Linked DNA regions of Homo sapiens: region 2 is linked to region 1. Evidence: chromatin loops called from intact Hi-C (ENCODE). Cell type or tissue: B cell. All regions are shown on one strand.

Evidence for each region. Peaks named below come from ENCODE experiments on the same cell type or tissue, not always from the same donor. Only the 100,000 strongest peaks of a DNase experiment are listed, where the experiment ranks them.
Region 2: it touches region 1 in a loop (14-fold over the local background); 1 of 110 quality-filtered maps calls a loop at or near these places.

The regions. Positions count from the first base shown.
Region 1 is chr2:59,444,539-59,452,538 of GRCh38, reverse strand. No RefSeq gene overlaps it. Among named protein-coding and RNA genes, the nearest start is that of LINC01793, 230 kb to the right of the region's middle. In B cell, no CTCF peak of the experiment used is centred here; a DNase peak (open chromatin) is centred at 3,088.
Region 2 is chr2:60,578,898-60,586,897 of GRCh38, reverse strand. No RefSeq gene overlaps it. Among named protein-coding and RNA genes, the nearest start is that of BCL11A, 29 kb to the right of the region's middle. RefSeq lists silencers at 4,789-4,938, 4,917-5,206. In B cell, CTCF peaks have their summits at 4,715 and 4,918 (motif pointing right); a DNase peak (open chromatin) is centred at 4,927; H3K4me3 peaks cover 788 bases; H3K27me3 peaks cover 1,354 bases.

The DNA.
Region 1 (8,000 bases):
ATTAAACAAACTATGTGCTTCCAAAGTACAATAATGGGACAGGCATAGGATAAACATTCTCATTCCAAAAAGGAGACATGGGAAAGAAGAAAGGAGAATCAGTTTGCAAGTGTTCAAAACCAACAGTGCAACCAACATTGAATCTTGAAGTTTGAGAATAATCTTCTCCAACTCCACGTCTTGCCTTCTGACACTGGGGCAGGGGTCTCCAGCATTTTAGGGGGGCTCTTCTCTTGTTGCTTTGGTGGGCACATCCCATGCAGAAGCTCTCAGGAGTTGGAGTCAGGTGCTTCCAGGTCTCCCAGACTGGTACTGCATACTGGTGGCTCTACAGTTATGGAGACTCGAGGTGGCCCCATCCTTATGGCTTTGATAGGCATTGAGCTAGTGGAGGCTGTCTGCAGGGCTTAAACCTGTGGTAGTACTCTGCCTGGGCCCCAGGGCTCTCCAATGCATCCTTTAATATCTTGGTGGAGGTAGCTGTGCCTCCACAGCTCTTGCACTCTGAGTACCTGCAGAGTTGGCACCCTGTGGACGCCAACAAGGTTTACTGCTTATACTTTCAAAGAGACAGCCCAAGCTGTACCTGTGCTGGCTTGTGCCACAGCTAGGGTGGCCAAAGAATGCTACACTGTAATGTCGGGAGCGAAAACTCGAGGCAGCTCTGGACAGAGGGTCCCAAGATCGCATGGGTGTCCTGAGCTTCTCCTTCGAAACCATTCAGCCATCAAAGGCTCATGATGAGAGAGGCAGCTTCAAAGGTCTCCAAAATGCCTTCAGGATCATTCTTCCATTGTCTTGATTAAGAACATCTGGCTTCCTTATATCTATATTTAATCTCCTTATCAAACATTCCCTTGACCACACCCTTAGTTTTCTCTCTTGAGCATACTTTTTTTATTCTTTACATGTCCAGGCTGAGAATTTTTCAGATCTTTAGGTTTTGCTTCCCTTTTGATTATAAACCTATCTTTAATTTCTCTCTTCTATTTTACTATAAGAAGTTGAAAGAAGCAATGAAGCATTCTGAGCACTTTCCTGAGAGATTTCTTCCGCCAAGTATCTTAGTTCACTGCTCTTAAGTTCTGTCTTCCAGGAAACACCAGAACATGAACACAATTCAGACAACTTCTTTGCCACCTTAAAACAAGTATAGCCTTTTCTCCAATTTCCAATACCTTGTTCCTCATTTCCATTTAAGAGCTCATCAGAATTGCCTTTACCTTCCATACAATCATGCATCACTTAACAATGGGGATACTGTCTGAGAAATACATTGTCGGGCAAGTTCGTCATTGTATTGGACATCAGAGAGTGCACTTACACAAACCTATATGGTATAGCTTACTATATACCAAGGCTGTATATGGTATAGCCTGTTGCTTCTAGGCTATAAATCTGTACAGCATGTTACTGTGCTGAATACTGTGAGTGACTGCCACATAATGATATGTACTTGTGTATCTAAACATACCTAAACACAGAAAACATACAGTAAAAATATGGTAAAAAGACAAAAATATGGTATACCTATATAGGACATTTACCATGAATGAAGCTTTTATGACTGAAAATTGCTTTGGGTGAGTCAATGAATGACAGGTGAGTGAATACGAAGGCCTAGGACATTACTGTACATCACTGTAGGCTTTATAAACACTATACACTTGGACTACATTAAATTTATTTTTTAAAAATGTCTTTCTATACTAACAAATTAACCTTGGCTTATTGTAACATTTTTACTTTATAAACTTTTTGTTGTTTTTAATTTTTGACTCATTTTAAATAACACAGCTTAAAACACAAGCACATTGTACAGCTGTACACAAATATTTTCCTTCTGTTAATTATTCTCTAAGCTTGCTTCTATTATTTATGTATTTATTATTTTTACTTTTTAAGTTTTTAGATAAAAATAGGACATAAGCATACACATTAGCCTAGCCCTATACATGGTCAGGATCATCAATATCACTGTTTTCCAGCTATACATCTTATCCCACTGAAAAGTCTGTAGTAGTAATAATATGCATGGAACTGTCATCTCTTATGATAAAAATGCCTTCTTCTGGAGTACCTTCTGAAGGACCTGCCTGAGGTTGTTTTACATTTAACTTTCTTATTTTTAATAAGTAGAAGGAGTACATTCTAAAATAACAATAAAAAGTATAGTATGGTAAATACAGTAATTTAGTTATTTATTATCATTATCGAGTATTATGTACTGTACATAATTGTATGTCCTATACTTGTGTATGACTGAAAGCACAGATTTATTTACACCAACATCACCACACACACATGAGTAATGTGTTCTGCTACAAGGTTCCAATGGCTACATCACTAGGAAATAGGAATATAGGAATTTTTTTTAGCTCCATTATAATGGAGTTTACAGGACCACTGTTGTGTACATGCTGTATTGTTAACTGAAATGTTGTTATGCAGCACATGACTGTATTTCTACCAACATTCTGATCATGACCAGTTAAGTAATCTCAAAAAAGATTAAGGCTTTCTCTATAGCTCTCCTCTTGTTCAGAGCCCCCTAAGAATAGTCCCTTTGAGGCTCAGCCTCTACCCACTACCCAATTTCAAAGCCACTTCCATATCTTTATGTATTTGTTATAGCCAAATGCCACTCTCAGTACCAGTTTCTGTCTTAGTCCATTTCTGATACTATAACAAAATACTTTAGACTGAATATTTTGTAACAAACAGAAATGTATTTTTCATAGTTCTAGAGGCTGGAAAGTCCAAGATCAAGATACCAGCAGATTCGTTGTCTGGTGAGGGCCTTCTGGCCTTGTCGTTGTATGTCAAGAGGGCAGAAGGGCAACAGGGTCTAGCTAGTTCCCTTCAGCCCTTGTATTAGGGCATTAATGCCATTCACAAGGGCGGAGACCTCATGACCTGATTCCCTTCCATCAGGTCTCACCTTTTGATATCCTTATCTTTAAGTTTAAGTTCTGACATATGGACTTTAGTTTCTCAAACCACAGTGCCCAGTAATTACAGTTCTCAGATACTAAGATAAGTCAGCTGATTGCCAGCAAGGTCCTCTTGTTATAACATGCCACCTGCTGGTCCTTCACATTCCTCACCTTGGTATGCAGGACTATGACTGGGGTAGATGAAGTAGTAGGTCAGACCTACTCCTTGAGAAAGCCACAGTGGCTCCATCTTTCCATGAGTACACTTATTGCAGGTCTCTCTGCATTCCCCATTAAAAACAAAATAGATGAACATATTGAAGCTCAGTACATTTGAATTAGTTACTCTTGAATCACCCAACTAGGAATGGGCAAAGTCACAATTTAAATTCAAAGGTTTTGAGATGCACAGACACTAAGTTGCAAAAGAAACATTTGTGTTACTTCATTTTAATGTAAGTAATCAGCTTTTGTAATTCGCTTATAAAATATTTGTCTTACTCTTTAAAAAACCAATATTGTTTATTTTAAACTTTTATTATTATTATTTAACTAGGCGACTCATTTTTTACTAAGGAAACTGAAAGAGTAATGTCATATGAATGACACCACATTGGTCAGTAAATACGCCTTTTTTTCTTCAGTCAAATGAAATAAAACCATTCATCCCTGGACTCTTAGTCTGAGTGTACCATGGAGCTGGCAGAGCTGGAGGAAGAAACAAGCTCCATCTCTCTCCTCCCATACCTACCCCATTGCCATCTTATCAGCATTGGAGAGAGGACTAGCCAAGTCCATGTGTAAAGATATCAAGTCTAAAATAGATTGTTTTCTACTTTAGGGCCTCTCAAACTTTAAAGCTTATGTACATTGCCCTGGAGCTTTGTTAAAATGTGGATTCTGGTCAGTAGACTGTGTGGGGTCTTAGATTTGGTATTTCTAATAAGTTCCCAGGTGATGCTGATGCTTCTGGTCCCATCTGTCACTTTCTTCCCAGTGACCCTGTTTTGTTCTTTTCTTCAAAGCACTCATTACCCCTGAACTATCATATACTGATGTGTAAACACCCACCTGCTCTCCACTAGAATGTCACATCTTTGGGTCAGTGGCTGAGTTGCTGTTGTTCACCTCTGATGCTTAGCACCAAGATTAGTGGTTAGTTTATAGGAAAGACTCCCCCAAATATCCAGTGACCCCATTAATTAATCTGGAAAAATACCTTAAACAGAATGCCAACCATCCTACCTTTGAGAATGCTTCTATTCCAATGGGAAAAAAAAAATGGCCACTCTAACCACCTATTGAAAGCTAACGGCTTCTTAATTATTCTTTCCAGGAAGTACTTGGCTTCCCAACAGGCCCTGCATCTCCTTCCCTCCACTTCACCCCACCCCATATTGAAGCTAACCTAGATTTCTTCAGTGCTGTCAGCATTTTCATGGGATGAACTTGGGGAAAATTTTGTGACCTACACAGAAGAGTGTCTTATGATGGGAAAAGGCTCTTTCTATCTTTTCTGGGTGATAGCATAAGATCTTTATTAGGTCAGTGCCTTGCACGAGCCACAAGCCTCTTAGGGAGGTAATCTGTCCAGCTCATCCTGTCACCCTTCAACTTAGTGTCACTCAGTAATGATGTACTCTGGCTGTCATCTCTATTATCCTTGTGCAATAAGTTCGTCTGCCTCCTTCTATCTTCAGTTCATTTGGAGTCCATTTAGCATCTTTACTTAGATATGTTTGGTAATTACATCTGAGAGCCCATGAAGCACTAACCATTCAAATAGTTTTCAACTGTACCTTGCATGAGAGAGCATGAACATTAGTAGCAAACACTACTTTTGATTTTCATGTGATAACAAAATCCAACAAGCAACAAAAATATACTAGAACAACAAAAATCTTGTGGCCTCCTTTGGGAAAGGTTACAAGATAAGTACTTACATAGTCAATGCCATTCACACAATGAGATGCTGCTCCTTCCCCACATCTCTTTTATTTATAATAGATCTTGCTTTAAAGGTACCTGCCCATTTATTGTAGATGACAGACTAATAAAATGAAGTCAGTTTAATAAACGCTGTATCAGAATATCCCATCTTCTAATGTGGCAATGTGAAATTTCACCACTGGAGGAAGCATTTAACATTCTGACTATTTTAATACTTTTAATAAATATTTGCAATTCCTGTGATAAAGCATCCCAGTAGAAAATGCATTTCCTCCAAAATTTATGGGGCCGCTGGCAGGTGGCCATTTTCTAATTTTCTGTCTCACATACATTTATTACAGATTTCTAACAATCCCTTTTTTGCTTTTTGAATGACTATGAGCATGCTGTTTTGTCTGAATAGGAATGTATGTGGTTAAAATTGAGGGTGGTAAACCAGAGCTTTCTGGTTTGCAAATTGGAGGGTTGTTCATATCCTCTTGGTGGCTCCTTCCACGTCTATTTTGTTCAGCTCTGTAATACATTTAAATCAGGTCTTCAGAATCTACATGGGACCAGAGGATCCTTTATTCAGTTCCTCAGTAGTGAAAGGTTGGGAGCAGGCATAGGGACAGGGTTAGGAATAGGTGTCAGGTCATAGAGTTTGACCTGTTAAACTTTGAGCTTACGCATAGAATGCTGCAGAAATTGTAAAATACTTGTTAGAGTAATACAACTTAGAGAGACAGTAATATCCAAGTTAGACATATTTCAAATACAAAGGGAAGAAAGCTACGCAAATTCTATTGGAAATCTTTCTGTAGAACAGAAAAAAATAACTTCTTAAAGTTTGTCATCACCCTTTAATATACATTTCCATCTTTGTTAGACATCTCCGTGTAAAATTAGTGGGTACATCTCAACTCAAACATTGCAAAACAAAGCTCACTCTTTGTGCTACTTCCTATTTCTACCTTCTGACATACTTAAGATCTAATTCCTTATCTGCATGCTGGATTTCACTTAAAGTTATTGTCATTATCCATAGGCAGAACAGAAATCTGAGTCTTTTTCAGGTATTTTATTTCAATGTTATCTCAAGGCCTTCTTGTCCTTCCTACTCAATGTCTCTTTACTCATTTCCTTCCTCAGTTCCCACTGACATTGCCCTAGCTTATTTGTTTATTATCACTGATGGCCACTACTTATTTATGAATCATTTAATCAATGCATTACTTCATTTAAGCTGTCCAACAGTCCTCTAAATCAGGTGATAATATATCCTCACTTTACAGACAAAGAGGGAGGCAGAAAGTCTCAGTGACTTTCCCAGAGTTACTCAGCTAGGAGGCCTTAGTACTGGGATTTGAACTCTGGCACCAAAATGAGGCTGTGAACCGCTAGGCTCTCCCCTTCCAGGCTCCCCACCAGCTATTATAAAACCTTCATAAATGATCTTTCTGATTTCTTTGTCCTGTGTCTCCTATTCCTCTTTATATTTATGCCACAGACTGCTTACAAAACCATGGTTCATACCACAACCTTTAAAACTTCTGGTAGTACCTTCATGCCCATCATTTATTCATTCAGTCATTCATTTATCATTCATTCTGTTATTTCATTTATTCAACACATATTTGTGAATCATACATTATGCACCAGGCAAAATCTAGGCACGGGGGATATGGTAAGATTAAAAAGTCATCCAGAGCTCTTGCCTAGTGAATGATAAGTTAGGAAATAATGATACAACACTATCTTGGCTAGTAGTAAGTACTATGAAGAAAACTAAAGCAGAGTATAGGATAGAGATAGAGAGAGAGAGAGAGGATTTGCTGTTTTAGATGAGATAATTAGGAGAAGCCTCTGCAATAGTTACATTTAAGTATGTGCCCAAGCAACAGGAAGGAGGATGTATTCTAGGCCAACGGGGAAAAGCATTCAAGGAAAAGTGTTAAGCAAGCGCACCGTACTTAAAGCAGGGCTGTGCTCAGCCTGTTCAGGAGCAGCCAGGAGGCCAGGGAGACTGAAGTAGAACAGAGAGCTGAGACAAGAGAATTGAGGGAAGCTGGGGTGCCCTATAAACTAGGGGTAGCCAATCCCTGGGCTCAGGACTGGTACCAGTCCGTGGCCTGTTACAAACCAGGCAGCAGGAGGTGATTGGCTGGACAGCGAGCATTACTGCCTGAGCTCCACCTCCTGTCAGATCAGTGGTGATATTAGATTCTCATAGGCATTAACCCTGTTGTGAACTGTGCATGTGAGGGATCTAGGTTGCACGCTCCTTAGGAGAATCCAATACCTGATGATCTGAGGTGGAACAGTTTCATCCCGAAACTGTCCCCCAACCCCCATTCATGGAAAAATTGTCTTCCATGAAACTGGTCCCTGATTAGAGACTGCTGCTATAGACTATGGTAGTGTCATTGGAATGATATTCCTTTCCCTCTCACTCCTGTATCTATAATTCCAACATCTTCTGAAAAAAGGATGACTTGTCACAATGTGCTGTCTCCAAAATTGGACATGCACCTTACCAGCTCTCTGACTAATCCATTCTGAAGACCCTCTTCACTGACTTCTGAAATCTTCCCATCTTTTAAGGCCTATTTCCAATGCCACAGCCCTAGTTAATTCTCTTATGTCCTACCCTGCTTTAGCTCCCTCCTTAATGAGGAGGGGGAGAAGGAGCAGGAATATCGTGGAAGGCCTCAGGGAGCCGACAGCCTTAAATCAAATCCTAATGTGCGCCTTGCTGGCCAGGTCCTTCAGAGCAAGTGAGGTCACCTTTCCAAGATACAGAGTGGTTTTGCCATTTTAAAAATACATCAGTACAGGAAAAAATCTCATAAGGTTTTTGGAGAAATAAGATTATTTTACATATTGTATAAATCCAATAAATTTCAGATTTAAATTACTTTAAAGGTAATTAGAGTTCTAGGATCTTGGGGCCTTCTTATTTATAACCCTAACAATATGCTCTAGTATTATGCTTCTACCCATGCTTTCCTGGGTTAGACATTAAGCATCTTGAGAACAAGGACCATATCCAGTTTATCATAGTATTTCCACCAGCAGGTGCTAAGAAAATGAGCAAAAATAACTTATTCAAACCAGCAATTTATATATTTCATC
Region 2 (8,000 bases), 1.1 Mb before region 1:
TTTTCTTTGACCTAAAAATTTATTTTTTTCTTCTGAAAAGAAAATAAAACTTTTTGTCGTTGACCCCTGTGTTAGTTTCCTATTGCTGCTGTGCCAAATTACCACAAATTTAGCAGCTTCAAACAATACAAATTCATGATCTTATAGTTCTGGAGATTGGAAGTCTCATTGGGCTGAAATCAATGTGTTGGCAGGTCTGGTTCCGTCTGGAGGCACAAAGTGGGAATGCTTCTGCCTTTCTGAGCTTCTAAAAGATGCTCATATTGCTTTGTTTGTGGACTCTTCAGAGCCAGCAGATTCACATCTTCATACCTCTCTCTGACTCTCTGAATTGTGCTTCTGTCATCACATCTGTTTCTCTGACTCCTTGCCTCTCTCTTAAAAGGACCCTTGTGTTTATTTTGGGCCCATCCAGATAATCCAGGATAACCTCCCCAATCTCAAGATCCCTAATTTAATCACATCTGCAAGATCTCTTTTGCTATGTAATGTCCATGGTTTCTGGGAACCAGAATGTAGGTATCTTTGGTGGGGGATGGGGCATTATTTAGCTACCACAATCCCTAAGTGTATCTTGGGGCTTGGGCACTGTGCCCACTGTGACTAATAGATAAGCTGTGCCTGCCTCAACGTGCCAGTCCGGGAGTGCTTGCACCAGAACGTAAAATGCACTGCTTCCTTCATTGAGAAAGTCTTACTGTGAAAAAACTTAGCGTCTCAGTGTATTCGCCTTCTGGTGTCACCCTCTGAGCCCCTAGCCGACTGGTAATGAATGATTAGTGGACTGAGCACTGTAATAAGTTCTGTCTTAAATAGCTAAAGAACTCTTTCTGTGAATTTAATTCCTTGCTTCCTTTCCTGTGAGCATACTTTGACTTCTCCAAAGTAGATTGTCCTGGTCGTAACTCATGATGTTGAGGAGCAGGCCTGAGCTCTGGTCACTGCTGGACACCCAGTGGGGGGTTCCACAGAGTTGACTTCTTGTTGAATGACAGGGTGGGTGGAGGGATGGATGGGTGGATTAATTCAAATTAATGAAATTCAAATGTCAAGTGACCCTGGGCCCACCAATGAAGTTGACTGTTTATAAACTGGTCCCCAACAGAATTTGAAGAGTAAAAGAGTAAGAAGCTCTGGGAGCCAGTGTTATGGAGAGGGCCAACTTTTAGTTGCCTGAGTTAGAGGCTGTCAGTGAGGTGGTGTCGGTGCAAGAATATTTGCAGCTCCGTCACCCTCTGGGTTCTTTCTCCACGTGCATGGAAAAGGGCTCCCCAGTCTCGCGAGGCAAGCGGTAGTGGACTGGAACGTGGTGGGGAGCTGGGACGAGGAGAGGCGGCAGCGGCGGAGGTGGCGGCGGCCTAACGAACACGTAATTTTCTTCTCACTTCATGCGTCCCTCTCCATCTGACATGGCAGGTGTGCTGAGGAGGAATGGTGTGTGAATCGATTTGGAGAGGATCAGTGACACGGCAGCGAGCCGGGGCCGCGCCCCGAGCCATTGATCGCCTCCAAATCAATTTGCACACCGCTCCCTCTTAGGTCACCTGCCATTTCAGACAGGGAAGAGAACAGTGAAGTGAGAAGGAAATTATGCCGGGAAGTCTGGGGACCTTCTCTCAAGAACGTGGGGTCAGCCTTCAGCTGCCCTCCCATCAGCAGCCTTTGGAAGGGACAGTGCTCCCCAGCCCACGACCCACTCTGCCTTGCTCACCCCCGCCCTGGAGGGAAGGGAAGCCGGAGACTGGAGCAAAATGGGGCTGCTCTGAAAATCTATCAGCCTTGAGCTCACCTCTGGGGTTTGGGCTGCCACAGTCATATCCTAAGAGCTATTTTAGAAAACCCAAATTGCCAACAGTAATAATCTCTCCGCCGCGGGACTGGTTTTCATTTGTGCCTCTCAATGCACTTCACAATTAATTCTCACCAACCTCTGTCTCCCGTGAGCCAGGAGCCCAAGGGGAGCCCAAGGGGAGCCCAAGGCAAGGCTGAGAAGCTTCATGGATCCCCATCGAGAGTGCAAAGGGCTTCCCCACTGGGAAGACACACACACACACACACGCGCACACACACACACACATGCACATGGAGGCCAAAGTCTTCCTCAAGGAGCCAATGGCGCCAATCTTCTCTTTTGAGGGGAGAGAAGGGAAGGTGGTGTAGGGGGTAGTTAAGGAACTGGAGGATATCTTTGGCTCCTGACACGGCCAATAAGCCTCAGCTGAGGCAAGAGGCATCTACTTGCTTACCAAGGCCTAACGCCTGACTGACAAGCAGCTGTTTGAAGGACACTGTCCATCCAAACATGGATTGTACCGTGGACATACTGTCTTCTCTGGAGTTACAGAGGGAGTTGGGTTCATTGCCACCCTCATTAGGTCACAGAAATCCCAATAAGATAAAATGGAAGATGCTACCCTGCCTGAAAGTGCCCAGCATGGTGCAGGATGCTGATGGGTACTCAATAAATGGACTGCAGGTTGACTTAGTCCCCCTTCCCAAGTGGGCAGTTTAGATTCTAAGTACTTTCCAGTTGGCTGAGCAGTTTTTCCCAAGAAGTAGGCTCCTTACTGTTCCTGATTTCTTTTGTCTATCCCATCAGAAGCAGGACAATCAAGGCAGGTCTAAGAGAGAACTCATGGCAGGAGCAGAGGACATGGAAGGATGCATCCGCCCTGTTTCTACAGAAAACAGGAAAACCAGCTAACCCACTTCATGCCTCGTGCAAGTCTGAGATGCATTTCTACTCCCTTCCCCACTGCTAGGGAAATGCTGGTCATGTTCTTGCTGCCCGGCCAGGCCCCTCCTGTTCATGCCTCAGAGGTTCATCAGAGATCTAGGATAGGGACTGGGGTTAGGTCTTGCATTTTTGGAAGTTATTGTTTATAAATTGGTCCTCAAGGGTCCAATGGCAAAAAAAAAAATGTATATTTATATATAGATTTTGACTCAATAAGCTCTCTCTCCCCTGCTCTCCTGCTCCCCAAATCAGATGCTTTGCTCCAAGCAGGCAGGTGAACCAGGATTCTCGAATGCTTACTGCACAGACCCAGCCACTTACACGTGTGCATGTTCACACACACATATGCATGCTGTCACACACACATGCACACACATGTGAATACACACATTCCCTTCTTAGGCCAAAGCCATGCTTTCCCAGCCGAGTTAAATTTTCTCCTCTTGGGGGAGGCTTTCCCAGCCGTTTGCTCTCCCTGCTCTTAGGACTCTAGCTTTTTCCATTTGGCATGCAGATCACGTCTTCTTTATGATCAGGAGAGACTCTTTAAGCACCTAAGGCAGCCCTGCTGCCCACACTCCTTCCAGCCCAACCTCAGGAGTGCTGAGCTTTCTGTCTCAACATTTTTCCATGACTCTGCAGAGCACTTCCAGGGAAATAAAAAGTTTAGGGTTCAGTTTAATACAGTGCCAGGTATTCTACCAGGCACTGATGGAGGCACTGGGGGGAGGTCACAAAAAGGATGATGGTGCTGTCCCTGCCTGGAGGAGCTCCACTGGCCCAGTGCATTTACCTTGGCTCCTTGGCCAGATTTAAATGCTCTGGGAGGCCATCCACAACAAGGCCCAACTCTGTGGCTATGCCACAGAATCAAGGCTCTGGTAATTGGAAGTAGCTTAAATGTAATCAATTCTAACTTGGTACATGGCTCTAGGTTAAATTTGTTGGAGTACTTTGGACTTCGGTTAGAGGATGGGGTGGAGTGTTTAGGAGAGAAGATTGGGTTGGAAGGACACAGAGTGTCATTTCTGAGAGCTTCAACTCTACCCATGGCTTCTAAAATAAGCCAGAGGGTAAATGCTACTTTTCTGCTATCTTTCTGGGGTGAGCATTTTCAGAGACAAACATAGTTAGAGGAATTTACTCTATGGTAAGAAGAGTTTGGCCAACTGAATCAGGACAACGAAGACATTTTCTGTCCTCACCAAGACTGCAAAACCTCACCTGCTGAACTGGGTCATTCAAGCTAAAAACAAAAAACAAAACAAAACAAAAAACCCTTCCTGACCAAGCATCCTTTGAAACATGGTTTAATTCCGTTTCTGTGACTTGTAGATTGTTCATGTACTCAGGGTCCCCAGAAGGCAAGGACTTGGCATTTACTTACCTTTGGCTTCAGCAACATTTGCACATGGTACATATCATAGACTTTTTTTTTTTTTTTGAGATGGAGTCTCACTCTGTTGCCCAGGCTGGAGTGCAGTGGTGCAATCTCAGCTCGCTGCAACCTCTATCTCCCGGGTTCAAGAGATTTTAGTCTCAACCTCCCGAGTAGCTGGGATTAAAGGCATGTGCCACCACGCCAGCTAATTTTTGTATTTGTAGTAGAGACGGGGTTTCGCCATGTTTGCCAGGCTGATCTCCAACTCCTGGCCTCAAGTGATACTCCTGCCTCGGCCTCCCAAAGTGCTGGGATTACAGGCGTGAGCCACGGCGCCTGACCGACACATTTTATTAAATATATCTTTAGGTTGTTAAATGCTTTGGTTTTGAGTAGGTAATATGTGCACATGGTACGAAAGTCAAGGAAGTCATGAGCCACCCTCCTAGGTCACCAGGGCAGGTACGGTAACCACTTTCCTTTGTGACGTTCCAGATATATTCCACGCATATGCAAGCAACTACATCACTAAATATTCTTGATCATGGTATTTTTATTCATTGTACATAGACAAGTCTGTCCACCTCCTTCTACTTTTTCTGCTGGCGACGGCTCAGTTGCATTTACTGGAAGTGGTTCTGTGTTCACACAGCACTTAGTATACAAAAGAGAACGCACCACAACAGTACAAGCAGTCGTGGCCACGATGACACCAGCGTCCCCGTGGAGCTTGGAGCCACGCTTGGTGGTTCGCGCCTCCGCGCCTCCGGGGGCGCAGTGTCCAGCTCAGGCCGCACGATGGCGCCCGCTTCCTGCGGACCCGGCCCACGGCGGCGGCACAGACAAAGACGGGCATCGGGCCTCCCCCGCGGGGCGGTGGAGGCGGCGGGCGCCCCGGGTGGCCGAGGCCGCCCCTGCGCGCCGAACCAGGCAGCTGCCGCCCGAGTCTTTGTCCTACGCTGCTCGCCCTTGTGCTAAAGGACAAGCAAAGAGGACGAGGGGAGCTGGCGGCTCCGGCCAGGCATCCACCCGACTCCCGTCCCAGCTCTCACACCCCAAAGCCCGGCCCCGCGCGAGCTGGGGTGGCTGCAAGCGCCTGCGTGGGGACGACCCCAAAGGCCTGCCCAGGAAGCTTTCCTCCACCTCCACACCTCTGTAAAGAATTTTCCCGGAATTCCGCACTGTGGAGGTTTTGCAGCACTGCCCTGACTTCCCATTTGAAAGGCTACAGGGCCTGGGTGTCCCGGGTGCAGAGGAGACATGCATTTAGGTTGACTGCAAACTCGTGAGCATCTGGGCCTGGCTGTTCCAAGCGCAGCTCTGCAGGGGTCCAGGAAAACTTCTCTCCTCTCGTGTTCTGGCACCCTCTAGTCCCGCAGTCCAGTAGAGTTTACTGGGATGATGCCAATGTTCTGTCTCCACTGGCCAATATGGTGGCCACTAGCCACACGTGGCCATGGATCGCTTGAGGTGTGGCTGAAGAACTGAATTTTAAACTGTATTTAATTTTAATAAACTTGAATTTAGGTAGTCGCATGTGACTAGTGGGTTTTGTAGTGGGCCCTGCAGTCTTAAGGGCTCAAGTCGATCTGAGCACTAGAATATGTAGTTATGTTGTTGACAGTAAAATTTTATAAAGATTCACATACAGCATGGATCATGTGCCTGTTACACCCGAAAAGATCCTGGAAGTGGCTGGGGGGCTGGGAAAGAAAAAGTGGTGCCAGCTGAGTTTATTTTGTCTGTTTAGGGAGATGGTTAGGGGGTGCCCTGCGTGTGGAGTAACGTAGCATGAGAATGAAGGTGAAGATGAAATAGGTCCTTACAATGCCTTGCTAGTCCTGCGAATGGGACTGCCTAATCTTTGATCTATTGTTACAGAAAGTTTGGGGCTAATCACTGTCATCTATTAAGTGGCTAAGTATATACATCCCACACATTGGGTTCTTGGGACAAGATCATCCTACCAGAAATAATTTTGAAGGAACCTGGGATCTTCTGCGGTCTTGTGTGCTCAGAAGGAGGCGTGGAGGAGTGCCGGTATCTGCGGGAGCTTGACCGTCCAGCCTGAGGTTCTGTCACTGCTGTTTTCTCTGGGCATGTGATAAATATGAAACAATGGCAGTATCATTGTGTGTTAGGGTGGTGTTTATCTGTGGGATGCAAGACAGTCCTGGGTAGAGACACTGGGGAATTAGAAGTGTTTTTTCATGAGTTGGAATGTCTTGGTGGCAAGCCAACTTCTCACTCATCATCAGAGCAAAAGTTGAACATAAAATTCACAAGTTACCTGCAGCAGCAATCATCAGGGTTCTGGTACCTCAAGAATGCCTCGTCACCTGTCTCCTCCAAGAATGTAAACCAATCAACGACTTCCATTTATTTTTATTGAAAATAAACATGTATACCTTCTTATAGGTTCCTTGGTCTAGTGTATTGAATCTTTCCAATAAGCAATGCAATTATGTGACTGTTTTCTAAAATCTGAGGTGGATGCCACCTTTTAGCATCCACCTTTTGATCTTCCAGGTAACATTTGTGTGTGTGTGTGTGTGTGTGTGTGTGTGTGTGTGTGTGTGGATAGAGGTACATGGTGGGCAAGGGGCAAAGACAGATCAAGAAATATTACATTCTCCTTGAAGATTCAATATGCCCTTTTACCTATTCTAAAGCATCCAGAAATAGACCTGTAAGTGCTGACATCTTATTGCCCTACAGCTGAGGTGTCCTGGCAAGGCTCCTTGCCCATAGTAGGCATTCAATAAATTTTTGGTGAATTTTATGTAAGAAGGGAAAATGGGCCAGGATTCCATATCCAAGCTATCGTTGTGGGCTGTCCATCCATCTCTTTTTGTTTTTGTTTCTTTTCCCCTGGAGATGTTGCCGACCACAAATAAAGAACAAGGGGGAAAATAGTTAAGCACACCTAGAGCTGCGTCCAAACAAAAGAGGAAAGAGACTAAACAAACCCAAGGTTTTCTATTTCTCCCTGAGCCAAGTAATCCCTTTGATTACATCTAATACCTGCCAAAACCCAGATGGTGTGCCCACCCATCTCCCGTGTGATAATGCCACATTGTGAAATCTACCTATTAATATTAATTGTCAGTTAGAGAATCTGTCTGAACTACTAAAGCTTGAGATTGCCTTGAGAAAGCAGGCCCTGCTTTAGCAGGGATTTTAAGATAATTCTCATTCTTTCATTCTGTATCTCACATATGTAGAATGTTAAACAATAGCCTGAGAATGCTTTTCTAATTTCGGTACATGCCTGCCTCTTGCAATCCAGGTCTTAAACCACTGTTCATTTGGGGTCTACACCTGCTGACCAAAATATTACCTTAAACTGCTGTGGGCTTGCCAGCGACATGTAAGCACACACTGTTCACCATATAGAGAGAATTTTAACTCCCTGGGAGCTGTTTGAATTGAATGTGCCCTAGCATGTGATGCTCAACTATTTCCTTTTTATTTTTCTCCCTCTCAGTAATTGACTTGGTAATCCTTGAAAAGTATTACCAAATCTCAGTTTTTTCAATTATTGTATGGGTCTTCCTGAGGTAGGAATGCAAAGGCACAAGAGAAGGCCGAGGAAGAGAACTTGAGGTCCAGGCAAAGCTGTCGCATGGCAGAACACAGGGACCTTCAGGGGTGCTGCTCCTGGCTGATAATCCGGTCTGTGATGTTTGATTTGGACTGTGATCATAAACATGCCCAGGTCAGCTCCAAAATCCGATCTGTGCTTCCAGATCTCCACACTGAAATGTTTCAACGTTGCAGTTTCTGCTGCGTTCACGGAACTTTTTCTTTTTTTTAAGCCACAAAATTTCAGAATCCATTTATGCCTGAAATAGATATGAAAATTTAGTAGGTGTGAGATTG